2 separate regions of the Mus musculus genome follow, and region 1 is linked to region 2. Evidence: chromatin loops called from intact Hi-C (ENCODE). Cell type or tissue: left cerebral cortex. All regions are shown on one strand.

Region 1 (8,000 bases), 1.2 Mb before region 2:
GGAAGAGGGTATGGGGAGGGGAATGTGGGGGTCAGGATAAGACACTTTAATTAATACACACATACATAATTTGATGATATTTGTCTTTAAATGGACCCAGTTGATTTACGTGTATATTGTAGCCATCCCTTATCTTATTTTGTAATTTTGAGTGTCTTGTCTTTTCTTATTTTCTCTTAGTTCTTGCCTGTTTTCTACTTGAGTATTTTTGCCTTGTACTTTTATCTTAGTTATTTCTATTTTGTAATTACTCTAGAAACATATGATGTATGGTTAACTAATAGAGCCCTGAAATTAAACAATAAATTTGCCACCTTTCTGAAAATTACAGGACCCCTAGAATATATCTTCACTCACTTCTTACTAGAGAATCATTACTGTTTTCAATCCATATTCTTGCTTGTTTTATAATCTATTAGAGATTGCTATTTTGTATAATAAAAATTTGCTAATATCCACACATTTACCAGTGTCTTTGCCCATTGTGCCAACTTACACCTCACATATTCTGTTTCTACTGACGTTCTGTAGAGAAAGTTTTGCTCAAGTTCATTATGAGACATAAACAAGAATGTAAACAGCACATAATAGCTCTGTGTTGTTCAAACCTGAGCACAATCCAGTGTCCATACAATGGTGTGCGTATTGTAGCCTTTCATGGCCACTGTAGTCCTTCACCCAACTGAGTGTGATCAATATAGTCATTCATTTAGTAGTAGGTAGGGTATTATAGTTGTTTATCAGTAGGTGTGGGCACATAGTTCATCACTGTAGACCTTCAGTAGAAATTTATGAAAACACTGAAAAATGCATTGCAATTGTGCAGAAAAATGAATAAATTTTAATAATGCTGAACAAAAAAAGTAAAGTCATAATATGCATGCAGTGTGATTTTTTTCCATTAATAGGAACTTCCAATACTGAGTAACACAGTGTCTAGAGTAACAGCCCATGGCTAACATGATTAGGTCAAGAAGAGATTGTGTCTTAACCATCAGAATGATGGTTATTTCTGAGGGAAAATTCTGGAAGAGGGAAGGCTGGTGTCTGAGAGAGGCACATATAACACACATTCTAACAAGGCTCTTTTAGTCAAACTCCATGCATTGTGAGACTACGCAGTGACACAGGCATTTTCTCACCTTCTAGCCCTTTTCTTTTCAGTTTTTAATGCCCTTGAAGTTCAGCAATGTCTTCTGATTGGTTTAAGCCAAGGAACTATAGAGGCACTGGGCAGTCTTGGTAAGTGTTTATATAATGATGTGTGTGCATTCTAGATCAAAGGATGAACGCCAGTGTGTGTGACTGTTGGCCTCATACTGAAATGAAGGCGCTTGAAGAACAAAGTGTTATAGTTCAGGCAAGAAAGTTATAGACTACCACGCATATAAGACCAAGTTAGAGTCCTTCATTAGCTGCTGAGAAGTGTAAGCCCTTGCCCCAAAGAACTCAAGGCACTGAAGCTCAGAAGTAGTGTTTATGAAACCAAAACCATAATGACATCATGGTCAGGTATAGGTCAGAGGGACTGTGTAGTATTTGTTTTGGTTACATATCCAACCTATATTTTGGTTATGTGTCTGGGCCATGGTCGGAGCTACACGCACAAAAAAAAAAAACCCCACTGTCTTGTAAAAGAAATCCAAACAAAATACAAATAAAAGACCTTTTTTGAAAATATACAGTACAAAGCAACCACATAGTGCCACTTAGAACTTGGGTCTCAGCGCATCATGACTGCTTTCCAACTTCTCTAGCTTAATATTAATGACAATAAATATGTTTATCTGGAGTTCAGAGAGGAGTGATGGAGACAAGATGGTGGCATTTATTGGAGTTAACCAGATGAGGTTCAATCATGGGTCCACTACTAACACTGGCCTGCTTTGCTTCATTACTGAACTTGACCATATATGTAGGTCAGGGTTCTCTGGTGATGTAAGACCCTCCTTGGGGCTGGGGCCTTGTCTCTTGTATCTTTCTGCCCTTACCAGCCCAGTACCAGGTCTATGAGTTGTCCGATAGCACTTATTGAACAAAGTTCAGAAAGCCTCCTTATTTTTGGCAGCTGATGCTGTTGATAGCTAGGATATCTACTCTGCTTTGTCCCACCTCACCAAGTACCTTTGGCCTGGGGTTCTGACAAACAAGACTCAAGGGGACAGATTTCTAAGAAAAGCTGACTTCTCTATCAGCGGTTACTTGCCAGCTAGTGGAATGTCATGCGAGACAGATTGCAGACGCTTCGCCTCCATGACCATCAGAATCAGAAATGCTTGCCTGCCAATCAGCATTACGGTGAGGAGCTGTGACATGACAGTTGTCTGACTTGTGTTAATATGTTCTAATCTTGCAAACTAATTTTCTTCCCCCACTTGGCCATCCCAGCATTGTGTTTGCTCTGCCAGGGCTGGCACTGTCCATCAATCTTAGTTAGTGGCCCGCTCCCTCTATCTTACAGCTGAGAATATCTGTGGTCCCGTGATGCGCCTCAAACCTGCCCTACAAAGCTTCCTCTGCAATCAGCCCTGTGAGAATGCGTTCATCTGGTTTCAAATAAAGATGCATGCCCTTGTCTACGAGAGCTGACAAGATGGCCATTGTTGTCTGGAAATGGTTTTCAGAACGGCTTTTGCAGGAGACAGGGAGGCCCCATGACATAAGAAAATCACTGCGGTCCTAGTTATTTAGGAATCAGTGATATGTTACATTGCTGAAGTCAATCTCACCGAGCTCTCTTTAGGCTTGCCTTTCCTATGCGGATGGGGTGGGAAATGTCGAGGCTGAATCCTTTCCAAGCCATTTCTTGTCTCTGACATTTGACTGGTTCAATCTATCCTTCTACAACTGTTGACTCCCTAATAGCAAGTCTTTTGTCTCTCTGTGAGTCGCTATTTTTAACACTTCGGAGGATACAGGACTTACAAATCTGCAATGTTTTGATAAAAGCTGTAACTATTATCTTCCTAGAAAAACACGCACTCACAGAACGTATACTCACTTATGTTTTGTTTAGAAGCCCTAAAGCCCACTTGTGCTCTGGAATGAAAAGCTCATTTGGACTTGTATTTTTGTTGTAAGCTGTCTTAAATACAGCTGATTTTGGATTTATCTTAACTTTTTTGTCTTTGAAATAGTGAAAAACTGATAAAGATATAAAGAAAAGTCCAGTGGGTATGGATAGCCATGGATCCTGCAGCTGAATTGTTACTGTCCATTAGGCCTCCTCTCCTTCTTCCTCCCTCTCCTTCCTGTTTTTCATCTTCCCAAACTTCTCTTGTTTTTCCCTTCTTCCTCCTTCCTTGCTTCCTTCCTTTTTCTTCCCTTCCTTTCCTTTTTCTTTCCTTCCTTTCCTTTTTCTCTCCTTCCTTTCCTTTTTCTCTCCTTCCTTCCTTCCTTCCTTCCTTCCTTCCTTCCTTCCTTCCTTCCTTCCTTCCTTCCTTCCTTCCTTCCTCCTCCCTCCCTCCCTCCCTCCCTCCCTCCCTCCCTCCCTCCCTCCCTCCCTCCTTTCCTTCCTTCCTTCCTTCCTTCCTTCCTTCCTTCCTTCCTTCCTGCCTTCCTTCCTTCCTTTCTTCCTTCCTCCCTTCCTCCCTTCCTTCCTATGTCCATCAGTCCTCATTTTGAAACATTTAAAGATAAATTGCAGGGATCACTGAAGTACAGGTGGGCTATGATTTAGCATAGATGCCTGCCATTGCAGAGTGCTCAGGGAAAGATGGTATTTATTTATTTATTTATTTATTTATTTATTTATTTATGAGATTGCCCTGGCTTTAGACACAACCTCTCCTCTTCTGTCTGTTATGGGATCGAGCTGTATGTGTGGATGACTCACACTTATGAAATGCTACTGCACACATTCCTTACAGGGGGCTGGATCCCTGGAGTTGCAGGAAGCCCAGATTTTTCCCTTTCATCCCTAGGGGAGGGTGGGGCCACAGCAAACATAATTGCAAACAGAAAGCAGAGCAGGCTGGGGCTGCTTTAGGAAACGAGATAAGGGATGTCAGAGAGGGAAAGGACAGCATATATCCTCTAGAGGTAAGGGCTTGGGGAAGACATGCCAGAAGGCATGATGAAAAGTAACATTTATTCAACCCTTTGAAGAAAGGGCACTTTGGGTATCCATGACAGTGTAACCAACTGGTATAAGCTGGCTTCAGCATGGTTTAAGTATAGCAATAAAGGATCAGTTCTCTTTTGGGTATTGCTTGTACATATCATCTGTCTCTCTGCTGGCTTGTCCCTAAATGACTCTATCGCAGTAGCTCTTTAAGCCTCTTGGGGGGTCTTCCTTGGAGGTTGTGGCTTTTTGAGTCTCTTGGAGCTGTTCTTTCATTTTGAAGATGAGACTTAGAGGTTCCCTCTGCTCACATGACATTTGGAGAAAGATCTGGGGGCTGGGTCATGTATATAACATAGCCTGGTCCCCCCCCCCCCCCGCCACCTCTATTCTGTAATTCAAGTAGAGTTTGACCTAGTTACCTTTGCTTAGCTCCATTTAGCCAGGCGCATCCCTAAGTTTTGAGAGCAAAACAGTACCTGTGATTTTCTTATGAGCCACAAGAGGGGGAAGTGTGAACACAAATGAAAAAGAAAATTAAAAAAAAAAAAAAAAAAAACCACTCAAAAAACCAACCTCGCTGGCGAAACCCAGCTGGCAAGTGAGCATGTTTTCCGAGGCTTCGTTCCTGCTGCCAGCCTGGCAGCTCCAATCTGTTGTGTGTCCCCACTCTCTCTCTCTCTCTCTCTCTCTCTCTTTTCTCTGCCACTGTTCTTTCTCTGCCCCTCTCTCACTTTGTCTCTCACTGTCCCTCTGGAATTTCTCTGGGAAAAAAAGATGCAAATTGTTCTGCTGTCTTTAGAACGAAAAATTAATGAACAATTCCTAGGTGGGGTGGTGGGGGACCAAGATCTGAGGGAGTTTTTTTTTTTTTTTTTTTTTTTTTTTTTAACTATAATCTCAAAGTCAGCCAATGAGGGAGTTTTAGAAGCTCCTTACTTTTTGTTCATAAAAACAAAGCAGAGAGGCCTCCTCATCCTCAGGTGAGACCTTGATCCTCCTTGCTGGCCTCTGAGGTGGCAATGGTTGCGCAATATCACCACCTTGCAGAGTAGTGAGCATAGGTACAGATATGTCCAAGGGTTAGGTCAACATCACACAGCTAGGGTTAGAGCTGACTTTGAACAGGGCACTCTGATTAGAACGCCTCTGCCCTTAAGCCCCTTTATTGTCACTGAATCATATCATCAGTGGATGTAAAGTGTTCAGGGGCAGGGAGGGCATGGTCCTGATGCAGACCCTAGTGAGCAACTCAGATCAGAGGTGTCCCACAGGTGTGGGAGCCAGTTTCAAGGGTAACTGTTGAGACAGGAAGCTGCTGCATGGAGGTGACAAAGGATGGAAATGGGTGACAAGAAGATCGGTGTACTTAAGGAGGGGAGTGCAAGTGGGCAACAAGACCACCCAGAGCAGTGGCCAGGCCAACAGCTCTCAACTCTTTGCAGGGATTTGGAACTTTCGTCTCTGGGACCTATCAAGTTTCTGAGGTTCTGCCTGGTCAGAGCTTTGCCAGGCAGTGGGGGGATCTCATGATTATTTGGGCACATGCTTTCTGGTTAGGCCATGGTCTGGGAAGTGGAATGACCTATGGTTATTTTCATTTGTGTTCCTTTCGCTTCTCCTCAGGCTGTCTAGGGAAAGGCTCCATGGCCTAGGCTGTGGGAACTGCCCTGTCCATCGATGATAGAATGCATTTCAATTAATTCCTCATGTGTCATTGCAGACCATGCAGAACTAACTTTTTCTTAGAGTTAACACTGTATTATCATGAACACAAAGCATATTACATATAGAGAATTTAGAAATTAAAGTCCAGAAAGACGGTCTTACAGCGAGCGTCTCACCGCCCTGAGATAGTCAGTGTTTACATTTTTTTCTTTTTTCTTTTCCTGATCCTTATTTCCCCCTTCTCCTCATCTTTGTTCACACTTTCTTTAATGGTCTCCACGGGAGTCCTTCCTGGAAGTGCTGTAAAGAAACACATGTCACAGTCCATTGTGAAGCAGTGTGGGAGCAACCCTCATTTCTAGCACATACATTTCAAGAGTCACTGTGTAGACTGATATGACTTCTGGGCCTTCTCTACAATGTGGGCATGGCTTGGGCAGAGAACACACTGTGCAGTATTCACACTTCATGATGCCATGGGAAAGGGAAGAGAATACCATGCCTATAGCCTAAGGTGGGCCAGGCACTAAGCAGGATACTGTTCTTGGTATTCCTTTGTTGAAGAAAGAGTTGAGTTCCTATGGAAGGTGTAGTGGTCAGCACTGGGGCAGGGGGGGGGGGGAGCATGTGTGACTCCTGATCTCAAGCGAAACAGTCTCAGCAGAAAGAATAACTGGAGACAAGAATGGACAAATTGGTCTAGCCTTAGGCAAGGGTAGGGGTTGTCAGGAAAAAATTGAGTTAAGGAAGGAGGATTGAATCGTATGGGGGACTTTTGGTATAGCATTGGAAATGTAAATGAGCTAAATACCTAATAAAAAATGGGGAAAAAAAGACTAAAGGGCAACCTGGAGTTGGGTGCCTGAAGAAGGTAAGCATAGAGCTGCTGAAGTAGTTGCTGAGGAGTGCTTGACACACTCATAGGTGAAAGATCAGAATGCAAAGATAGAATTGTGGAGGGACTACATGTAAAGTTAGGAGCCATGAGAAAAAACGAAGTGGTGTGTGCATGGGGCAGGGGGAACCGTATGATGACTATTGCATGCTTAACCTTGCATATGATAGCATACATGGACTGTTTCACTTATTTTTAGTTCAAGAACAGGGAAACTAATCTGTAGTGATGAAGTCAAGATAATACTTATCTCTGACATGAAGGACGAGAGGAGCCTTACGGGTATGGAAAAATAGGTACCTGCATGCAGTGTCTAGACAAGAGTTTTATATATTAGATGCTACCGAATCATACACTTCAATTAGGAGACACAGCATTATGTACTGAATACATTATCTGAATCAATGAAAAAATACTCTGCTATGTAATAATGCATAGTACGTAGTCCATGGGCTGATGCTGCCCTGTAATCTGTAAGCAGCAGGCAGGGGGATAAGTTGCTTTCTCCAGAATACTCATTTATTCTTTAGTAGGAAGTTTTGCTACAACATGCCAGTTGAATTAAACATGCACTTAGTGACATCTCGTTAGCCCAGGAGGTAGATGATGGCAGCTTAGATCCCAGGTCCTTATACTGTGGGCTATGTCTCATATGGGGCTGTCACACACTTGAATGCAAGTGTTAAAAATATTTGGCAATAGCAAAAGGTCTCTGAATGCTCAATGACCAAACGTTAATTCAAAATCAAATGTGTAACGAATCCAAGGTGTTTCTAACAGTGATCGCCTGTGTAATGTTGTGCCTTGGGTCTAAGAACACAGCATATACACTTAGCACTGAGCTGGTTGTCACAGCATCCAATGTCAATGAGAGCTGCCCCAAACACCTCAGCTCAGACTTGAGACTCATGCATTTTATACACTGAGAAGCCTTCACTCTACATACAAAGTTTTCTAGTAAAACCATAATGGTCTAAATGCAGAAAACAAAGTCTTTTAATATTTTTCTGCCATTATTCCTTAGAATATAATTATTAAATTAGTATGCATTGTGGCTGCATTATATTTAACTGCTTTAATTTTAAAGGTGCTGATTGAATTGCTGATTTGAATTTCATTTTTTAAAAATGTCATTCAGGGGGCTTTGGCTTGGGATTTGGGCAGAATTTCTGGTGATTTTGAATGGAACTCACCACCCTTTGGCCATTTTGAACCACACATTTCTGCACAGAAGTGTCCTTAGCATTGATTATAAGATCAAAATATCTAACACCCTTAAAAAGCATTAGAAATGATCTAAATTTTGTGATATCAAATATTAAGCCCTGGCTTAATCTCTCTATAAAATAAACAAAGCACACCCATCTCATTAGG
Region 2 (8,000 bases):
AATATGAAAAGATAGAAAGTACTAAAAGCCTTAAAGCCAATGTATTACCTTATTCTCAAGAAATACCAATCCTTCCAGGACCTACTGTATTAATTGAAAGAGAATTATATAAAATATTTCAGATTTATAATATTTAAGGTAAATAGGTACAGGAATTTGATCATTGACTTAAAGCCCAATATCTCCTAAAACAAGACAAATAAAAAATTTATATAAAACCTCAATAATGCCACCAAAATTTATCATTATGTTTAAAGTTATATATTTTGAAGCTTTATAAAAGGAAGATTTACTGGTTATATTGACACGTTGTAAATCCTTGCTTTTCCCTTATAAAGAAAAATATCGGTTGTTTTCTGCTGCTACTGAAAAGATGCTTCATAGACAGCATTCTCACAGCACATCACTCCATTTAAGACTGATGCTGAATGCATTAGAGTCAGTTTAAGACACAGGCACATGATAACTGCTTGATAAGTAGTCTCTTAACATTTGTTTTTACAATATATTGTTGAGTATTGTAGTTATGCAATATAGTACAGAATGTATCATACCACATAATTCTAAAACAGCTCAAATATTTGCATTTTAATTAAAAAACATATACTCCAAAAGAGCATTCCTTTTCTTCACTTCACAATAAAATCAACAACGAACCAGATAAAAAATAAACAATAACAAAAAAAACCTTCTCTTCCTGCCATAGTAAGAAATGTGGAAGGGCAGAGGAGAAAGAGGTGTCAGTACTCATGAAGTGACTAAGGGTGTCAGCTTGCCTGAGGAAATACCTGGTCTCTTCCTGGTATCCAGTCCTGATCACTTCATGTCTTTGGCCATAAACTAGATCCAATGACTTCTAGTGCACACTGGCTTTCAAAATGTGAACCATTTAGTGGAGTGTTTCCTTTTCTTAAGAACAGGAGCAATATAACATTTCTTATAAGGTCTCTCAAATATTGAGAAGAAATCTACATGTCATTGTGCCTCTCCACATGCTCATGTATGTGCATACAACAAAGACCCTCTGGAAAATGCATCAATAAAAATTCCCAGGCTGAGAGAACAGAAACTTCAGCTCTAACCTTGGTCATGCTATAAGAAAAGACTGTACTGGCTTCCATCGAAGCAAGAGAAACTTAGTAAGCCCCAGCTTCTCATCACAGAACCCCTGCTGCTGAGAAAGCTAACTGTCCCACTAGACCTGTGCAAGGTTTCGGGGAAGTGTTTGCTCATTTGTTTTGAAATTACAGAGAATCTTTCCAGTACTATATCTGAGAGACCTAGAAGCAAGGGAAGAAGGCAAATTGATGTCAGTGCCTAATTCTGAGTGCTGAATTCCACAGCGAGTGCCCAGGGTGGCAGAGGGATGACAGAGGAAAGGTCATGTTTGAAGCTGCACAAGTCTGGTCTGCACAGGGCCACAAGCCTTAAAGCTGGCCTCAGGCTAGGATGTCCCGGGAAGCTCAACAGGAAACTAGCATCCATCTGAGCAGACAGGGAGACAAAGCTCTGCTCTAAGAACCCCAAGCTGAACAGGAATGAGAAGGGAAACAACAGATCTGCCCAGCTCCCAGGTCCACTAGCAGCCCCAAGCAACTAGGCCTGAAGCGGGAGCAGAAACTACAATCAGGCACTGACACTAAATTATTGTGATAGACCTCTGAGAGTGGGGGAAGCAGGGAGACAAGTGAGCAGATCTGAAGTCTCTTCCCAAGCCAAGTCACACAGTGCCAAGACTGGCTGATCCCAATAGATGAGTGCACACAGAGTGTTTGAGCAGATTCTCCAGGGCAGCATGTGGGTAGGATGTGGCCAGGTTTGTTCTGTTTCCCCTTTCCCCATCCAGTCTGCAACCTGCCGCTGATGTTGGGTACCTTCTCCTAACCAGCACTTGCCCCTTAGCTGAAAACTACGAAAAACTGGAGAAGGAGAAAAGGCAAAAATCAAAAGCGAGATTTCATGGTCAGTCTTCCTAGCCAGGGCCTCTCCAGGCTCTCCTGGCCGGTTAGGCTTCCCTTGGGAATCCTGTAATCCAGAGCTGAACTGAGCTACTCAAGTCAGCCAAGCCCGTGCCTATGGGCCTTGGGGATGAGGTGCTGAGTACGCAGGCTAATTATACATGTGGCATTTGGGCAGCCAACTGTCCAGTTGACACCTTACCTTATGAGGAAGCGTCCTCCCCACCAACTGTTCAAAACAAAATGCCATCTCGGGATCAGCTTCGCCTGCTCTGGGCCGGTTCAGGGTTCCCTCTCCTACCGCCTCTCGCCTCTCCAACCTAACACAAGAATGTGGCCTAGGGAGGCCAGTCGCAGGCAGGCAGGCCCGCCAGGGTTGGGGGGACAGGCGGGGCGGGCCTTGCCAGGTGTCTGTCCTGTCCCCCCTCACTGTGGACCAGCTCGGGAACGTAACCACTTGACCTTTTTATTCACCGAACCCACCTTCTAGAAATAGACTGGGCGGGGCTGTGTCTGTTCTCGGACCAGGGGGAAAACCCGGACATGTGACTACAAAGGACAGAAGAGAGGAGACCCTGGTGGGCGGGGGGAAGGGGCATTCTCTCCACTGGGTTGCTGGCTGGGCGGTTCCGTGAGGGCCAAAAGCCAAGCCACTGGAGTTCACCCTGGAGCCCAGCGTCCAGGACCGAGAAGTCACCAGAACTCCCTCTCAGACATTGAAACTGGAGGTCCGGAGCCCAATCTATTGTGCCGCTGGGACAGTTTCGGACTATCTTGAGACTGAAACTTCAAGTGCGGCCCTTACAGGAGGCAACTCGCAGAAGCAGCCTAGAACAGCCCATCTTGCTAACTAGCAGCCCTGCCAGCCCAGTAAATGACTTATTTTAGACCACAAACTGGAGTCGCTGCCGATAACTGGTCATTCACACAAACAAACATTTTCAAACTTGGTCAGAGTCAGACAAGCTTAAATAAAACTCATAATACGCCGGAAACGACCACCTTTTATCTATCCGAACACACCAATTCTTTTTATCTTAAAGCTGCGCGGACCCGGAGCCAGTCTGTCCTCCGCAGAGCCCGGCCGTTCCTTTGCATTTGCAGCAGTTCAGCCCCAGCAGCCTTTGCACAAACCCGGGTCCTTCTTCGTACTGCCCTTTAAGGGAGAAAGCCGAAAGCAGCTCCCCCGGGGCAGGCGAGCCTCGCCAACACCGCCTCCCGCCCAGGGCCCAGCCGGTGCTCCGAACATCGGCCCGCAGCGGGCAGCCAGTAGCGGGCCGGGCAGAGAGCCTAGAGGGACGAAGGTTGCGGGTCAGGCTCTGAGCCGAGGGTGCCGGCTGAAGCGCAGAGGACCTGGAAGCCGAACCCGCGCGAGCCTTACGGGGCTGTCCCTCGCCCACGCCGTCAGCGGGCCAGCCTGCGCAGCAAGCGTGCTGAGCAAAAAGGACCACCGTTGGGTTGCAAACTGCCTTGGAGTTCGGTTTGTGTACTGCTGAGAGGACCATTAAAAGTAAAGTGCAATAGTGGAGGGAGCAAGGGGAACTGGAACTCGAGCGTCCCGGGAAAGTCGTGGGAAGCCCCGGTGGTGGAGGGCGAGGAGGGAGCGCGCGGCTTCTAGCCACCCGGGTTTTCTTTAATCCTCCGGGTAAATTTCACCCCTAGCGCGGAGAGCTACGAAGATCCTGGAGTCCCGCCCGCCCTAGGCCAGCGTCAACCCCACAACTAGCCAACGATCCCAGTCCGAAATGGGGGAGGTTCAGAAGCCCTGCGGGTCCTCCCGGCCCCTGAGCCACAGCCTGGCTAACACTGACGCCTCTTAGAACTGCGGCGGCGCAGTCACACGGCAAATCGACACTTTTCAAGAAAACAAAATATTCATTCTCTAACAAAACTAACTTCGCATTGAGTTTCTATTGGGGGAGAGGGGTTAACTCGGCCCTAAAGGAAGCCCGTTTTGTCCAGGTTAGATTTTGTCTACTTATGGATCAGCCGTTGGGTGAGGGTTTAATTTATGGCTTATGCATTCTTTTAAGGTCGATTTACATGACCTCCGGCTACAACTAAGATTGCCGAAGAGGGCACTCCAGTCGTCAGTCGGCCAAACCCACAATTACAACAGCCCTCCCCCACCTTCTGTGGCTCAGACTCCCCTGGCAATCTAAACTGTTCTCTCTCTCTCTCTCTCTCTCTCTCTCTCTCTCTCCCTCTCCCCCCTCTCCCCCCTCTCCCCTCTCCCCTCTTCCCCCTCTCCCCTCTCTCCCCTCTCTCCCTCTCCCCATCCTTTCCTCCTCCACCTTTCTCTTGTTTCTTCTTTTTTATGACTTTACTTTTTGATATTATGAATAACATAAAATATCACTTTGAAAGTTTCGCTAAAACTTTCTCAAAACCCAAGCAAGCATGCCGCGATGAAAGATCCAGTGTTCACAAAGCCCTCAAGATGTTGCCCTCTTGTGGGTACAAAGGGCATTGCCATCCAAGAGCCCCATCTGAACCCTAAGCTGGAGAATAGAAAGAGCGAGGGAAAGGGAGAGAGGGGAGGAAGAGGAGAGAGAGGGGAGGGGGAGGGAGAAGGAGAGAGAGAGAGAGAGAGAGAGAGAGAGAGAGAGAGAGAGAGAGAGAGAGAGAGAGAGAGAGAGAGAGAGAAACACTAACACAACACAGTAGGCACACCAACTTCTTCCATCCCACACTTGTGCGAACTTCCATGAAATACCTACCTCGAACTTTACGGAGACTTAACAATTCACTCTCTAAGCCACCTGACTTCTTTTTCATCTCATTCCCACTTCTATAGATTATCTACTTGGGGAGGCGAAGGTGGAGGAATTAGGTGGGCCAAGAGGGCAGACAGATTTCCGGACGAATACTTGCGATGGCGATAACACTTCTGCTGTCAAAGGTGGCTTTGGCTGTCTCTCCCTGCCCTTTTGCCTCGGTGTCCTACGCACAGTTATCTGCGGCTACAACATGTGTTTTCTCGGAGTGATTTGGGGAAGGGGTGGGGGCAAGAAAACCAGAAACCCGCCACGCAGATCTGTCACCGCCTCCGGAGTAAGGCACAACTCTCCGAGAGAGGCAGGCATCCTGAGGAACAGGGTGTCCACAGCAAGGGAGCGGCGCCGGGCCCCTTTCTCTACCTCGACTCGCCCGCTTGCCTGCCCGCCGGCGAGCACCCTCCTCCCAGTCCCCTCCCGGCCAGCCGCGGCTCTGCCAAAGGCTGCGCTCGACTGCCTCGCGTCCCTCCGCTGTCCCACCCCAGCCGCCGTCCCCGTACAGAGAAACTAACCCCAGAGGTGCCGGGAAGGGCAGGAGTGGGAGGCGCTGAGGCCAGTGCCCAGCCTAACGCGGGGCTCCTGTCCCCTGCCCCCTACGGCGCCCCAACAGGTAGCTATGACTGCTGCTCTCTCACTCAGCCTCCCTCGCTCTCTTAATTCGCTCGCTCCGTCCCGGTTACCTGGGCGGGCTCCAGGATGGTACCTCTCGGGAGGGTTCCTTGTGCGCTGCGCCGCGGGAGTAAAAGACATTAAAGAAAAAGGGAAAGATACAAATTTTAAAAATTAAAGAAAGGGGAGTCGGTGCTAAGTCAATTAGCTGAGCCTGGGGAGCAAGGGAGCAGGTCCCCAGCGCTGCGGCCCCGGCCCGCCGCCCGTTAACTCAAGTCTGCGGGGGTGTCCTGTCCCGGGCCCTGGGGGGAGCGCTGAGCGCACAAGTTTGCTGCCGGGGTGCCAGGAGGTGCACGCGGAGCCGGGTGACAGGGGGCTTTCCCCCTTGAAACAAGTGAAGGCGATGGTTAGTGCTGTCAATCTTGGCAATCAGTGTGAGCGGCCATGTCGTAAGTATTCAAAGCATTTCCCGTCGTGCAACATCAGAAAGTGAGTGGCCAGGGCATTGATCTGAGCGAGGGAGAGGAGGCAGGGCTCCCCTCCCAGACAACACAGGCAAGATGAGACAAGAGGCGAAGGAGGCAGCAAGCCAGGCGGGGCGGCTGGGAGGGAGGGGGAAGGGCCGGGGAAGAAGGGAGGGGAGAGCAGGAGGCAGAGGCAAGAGCAAGCCTCTGAGAGAGGAGGGCAGAGAGATCGGCTAGAGCAGAGACTGGAATTAGAGAACGCGCCCGGGACGCAGAGAGTGAAGCAACGGCTACAGGGGCATGAAGAGGAGGGCGATTCCGGGCAAGAGGGGCCAAGGAACAAGAACTAGGTGAGGGAGAAGCAGGCTGAAAAGAAAGGACCGAGGGAGCATTGCTAGGGACTGGGATTGCTGGAGAAGGAACCAAGAAAAAGGTAAAGTGAAGCGGGAGAGAGGTAGGAAGCTCTGAGGAAAAGAGGAGCAAAGGCGAAGGATGAGGACGTCAATTGGGAGGAAAGTAGGGATGGCCCTTTGAGCTTCCGAAAAGTTAAGCGACTGGAGGTGGCACAGTCTGAAGGTTAAAAAATATGGATACTGAACTAGAAGGTCATACTAGTGAGTGAGGGAAACACCTGAAGGAGAAGGATGTGGACCAGGTAGGAGAAAAGTGGCTTTGGGGGCTAGTAGTGCAGATGAGAAAGAGTAGTCAACAGAGTAGAGAAAAAAGGATGCAGGAAACCGATCATAAAACCATCAATGTGCAGAACCTCAGGGAATGGGGAAGAAAAACTGAAACAATATAGGAGAAACTGAAAGAAAAAGAAATTGGCATAACAAATCCCTAACTTTGTGGGTAGCCTTGTCCTGAAGGCCATATGACTGACAGAGTTCACGGAATAAAATTTCTATAAAAAGATACGTGCAAACACCACAGACAGCTTCATACCTGTACAGCAATAAATAAAATGGCTGAACGTCTGTCTATTCTATGGAACTGAGTGGGTGACACATGTGCATTAACTCAGCCTTGCAAAGACTAGACACTAGAAAGAAACAATCCCAGAGGGCTAAACTGAAGCCTGGAGATGTTGAAAACTTTTAAGTCGACCAGACTAGCACATAAAATTGCACATTCAGATATAAACAATTATTGAATAAAAAGCACTGTCCCTCCCACAATAAAAGCCCTAGCCCGGATCAAGATCCCCCTCTGAGCTATGTGTAGAGTGGACTAATGGTGTGGCAGATGCAGAATGCCTAAATGAGGAGAGGCCTGGAACCTTTTCTCAAGGCATAGACAACTGGAAGACCAGAACCAGAGGGAACATAGATGGTGTCCGCAGTGGTAGTTGAGAAAAGAGAAAGAGGTACGTGAGAAAACTATCTGTGGTTGCTGGCAAGAGGCAGTGTACAAGGGGTCGACCTCCCTCAAGCAAGGCCCAGAAAGGAAAAAAAAACAAAAACAAAAACACAAAACTGAGGTCAGTGGAGACCTACATCAGGAACAAAGCTAGGAGCAAGATCCTAGTTGATCAACATAAGCTGCAGAGACTTTAAAGGCTTCTACTTTGTAGAAACTGACAAAAGAGAGCTCCTTTGAGGAGCCTTCTAAGGAGAGACACTGAAGTAAACAGAAGAATCTGGAATGATGAGCAACAAGAGGAAGACCTCCCATAGATAGAAGCAAGAATAAAAGAGAAATTGTTAAGCAGGCAATGGAAGGAAGAGGCTCCTAATGTATACTCCATGTTAATTAGCTTCCATATGAACTCCAGACAAGAGAGAGGTGGGATGGAGGTAGAGAGCACACCTAGGATGAGCCTGGAGAAATGCAGAGACTGGCTGTTTCTGCTTTCTGGAAAACAACTGGAGGGTTCAGAGTTTAGAGGCTGTGTGTTAAAATGGCTTGAAGGCTGGTTGGAAGGAAAGGAGTCCTTAACAAGAAATGTTGAGATTTCCATTGCTCACAACTGCCTCCAGATAGCACAACTAGAGAACCATGAAGGGTACCTAGTAGGCCAGATTTTTATTTAGCAGTGTTCCTTAGAACACTGGACCGTCCATAGACCTAACATCCAGAAGGAAAGTCCAAATCTGCACTTCCATCTGAGAAAGCTTCCCCCATTTGTGTCTGAGCAAGGCTCCACCTGGCCCAGCTCTGAATTCCTGAGCCTTGAACTCTTCAGCTGCCTC

The links. Peaks named below come from ENCODE experiments on the same cell type or tissue, not always from the same donor. Only the 100,000 strongest peaks of a DNase experiment are listed, where the experiment ranks them.
Region 1: it touches region 2 in a loop (5-fold over the local background); 10 of 42 quality-filtered maps call a loop at or near these places.

The regions. Positions count from the first base shown.
Region 1 is chr7:114,869,650-114,877,649 of GRCm38, forward strand. No RefSeq gene overlaps it. Among named protein-coding and RNA genes, the nearest start is that of Gm24982, 41 kb to the left of the region's middle. In left cerebral cortex, a CTCF peak has its summit at 4,567; a DNase peak (open chromatin) is centred at 4,672.
Region 2 is chr7:116,028,700-116,036,699 of GRCm38, forward strand. All of the region lies in intron 1 of Sox6 (SRY (sex determining region Y)-box 6), which reads right to left. It overlaps Sox6os (SRY (sex determining region Y)-box 6, opposite strand), which reads left to right and starts at 3,280. Exons shown (of 2, transcript NR_152104.1): 1 at 3,280-3,468; 2 at 3,621-3,851. In left cerebral cortex, a CTCF peak has its summit at 4,399 (motif pointing left); DNase peaks (open chromatin) are centred at 1,764, 2,067, 2,479, 2,595 and 7 more places; H3K4me3 peaks cover 3,987 bases; H3K27ac peaks cover 4,473 bases.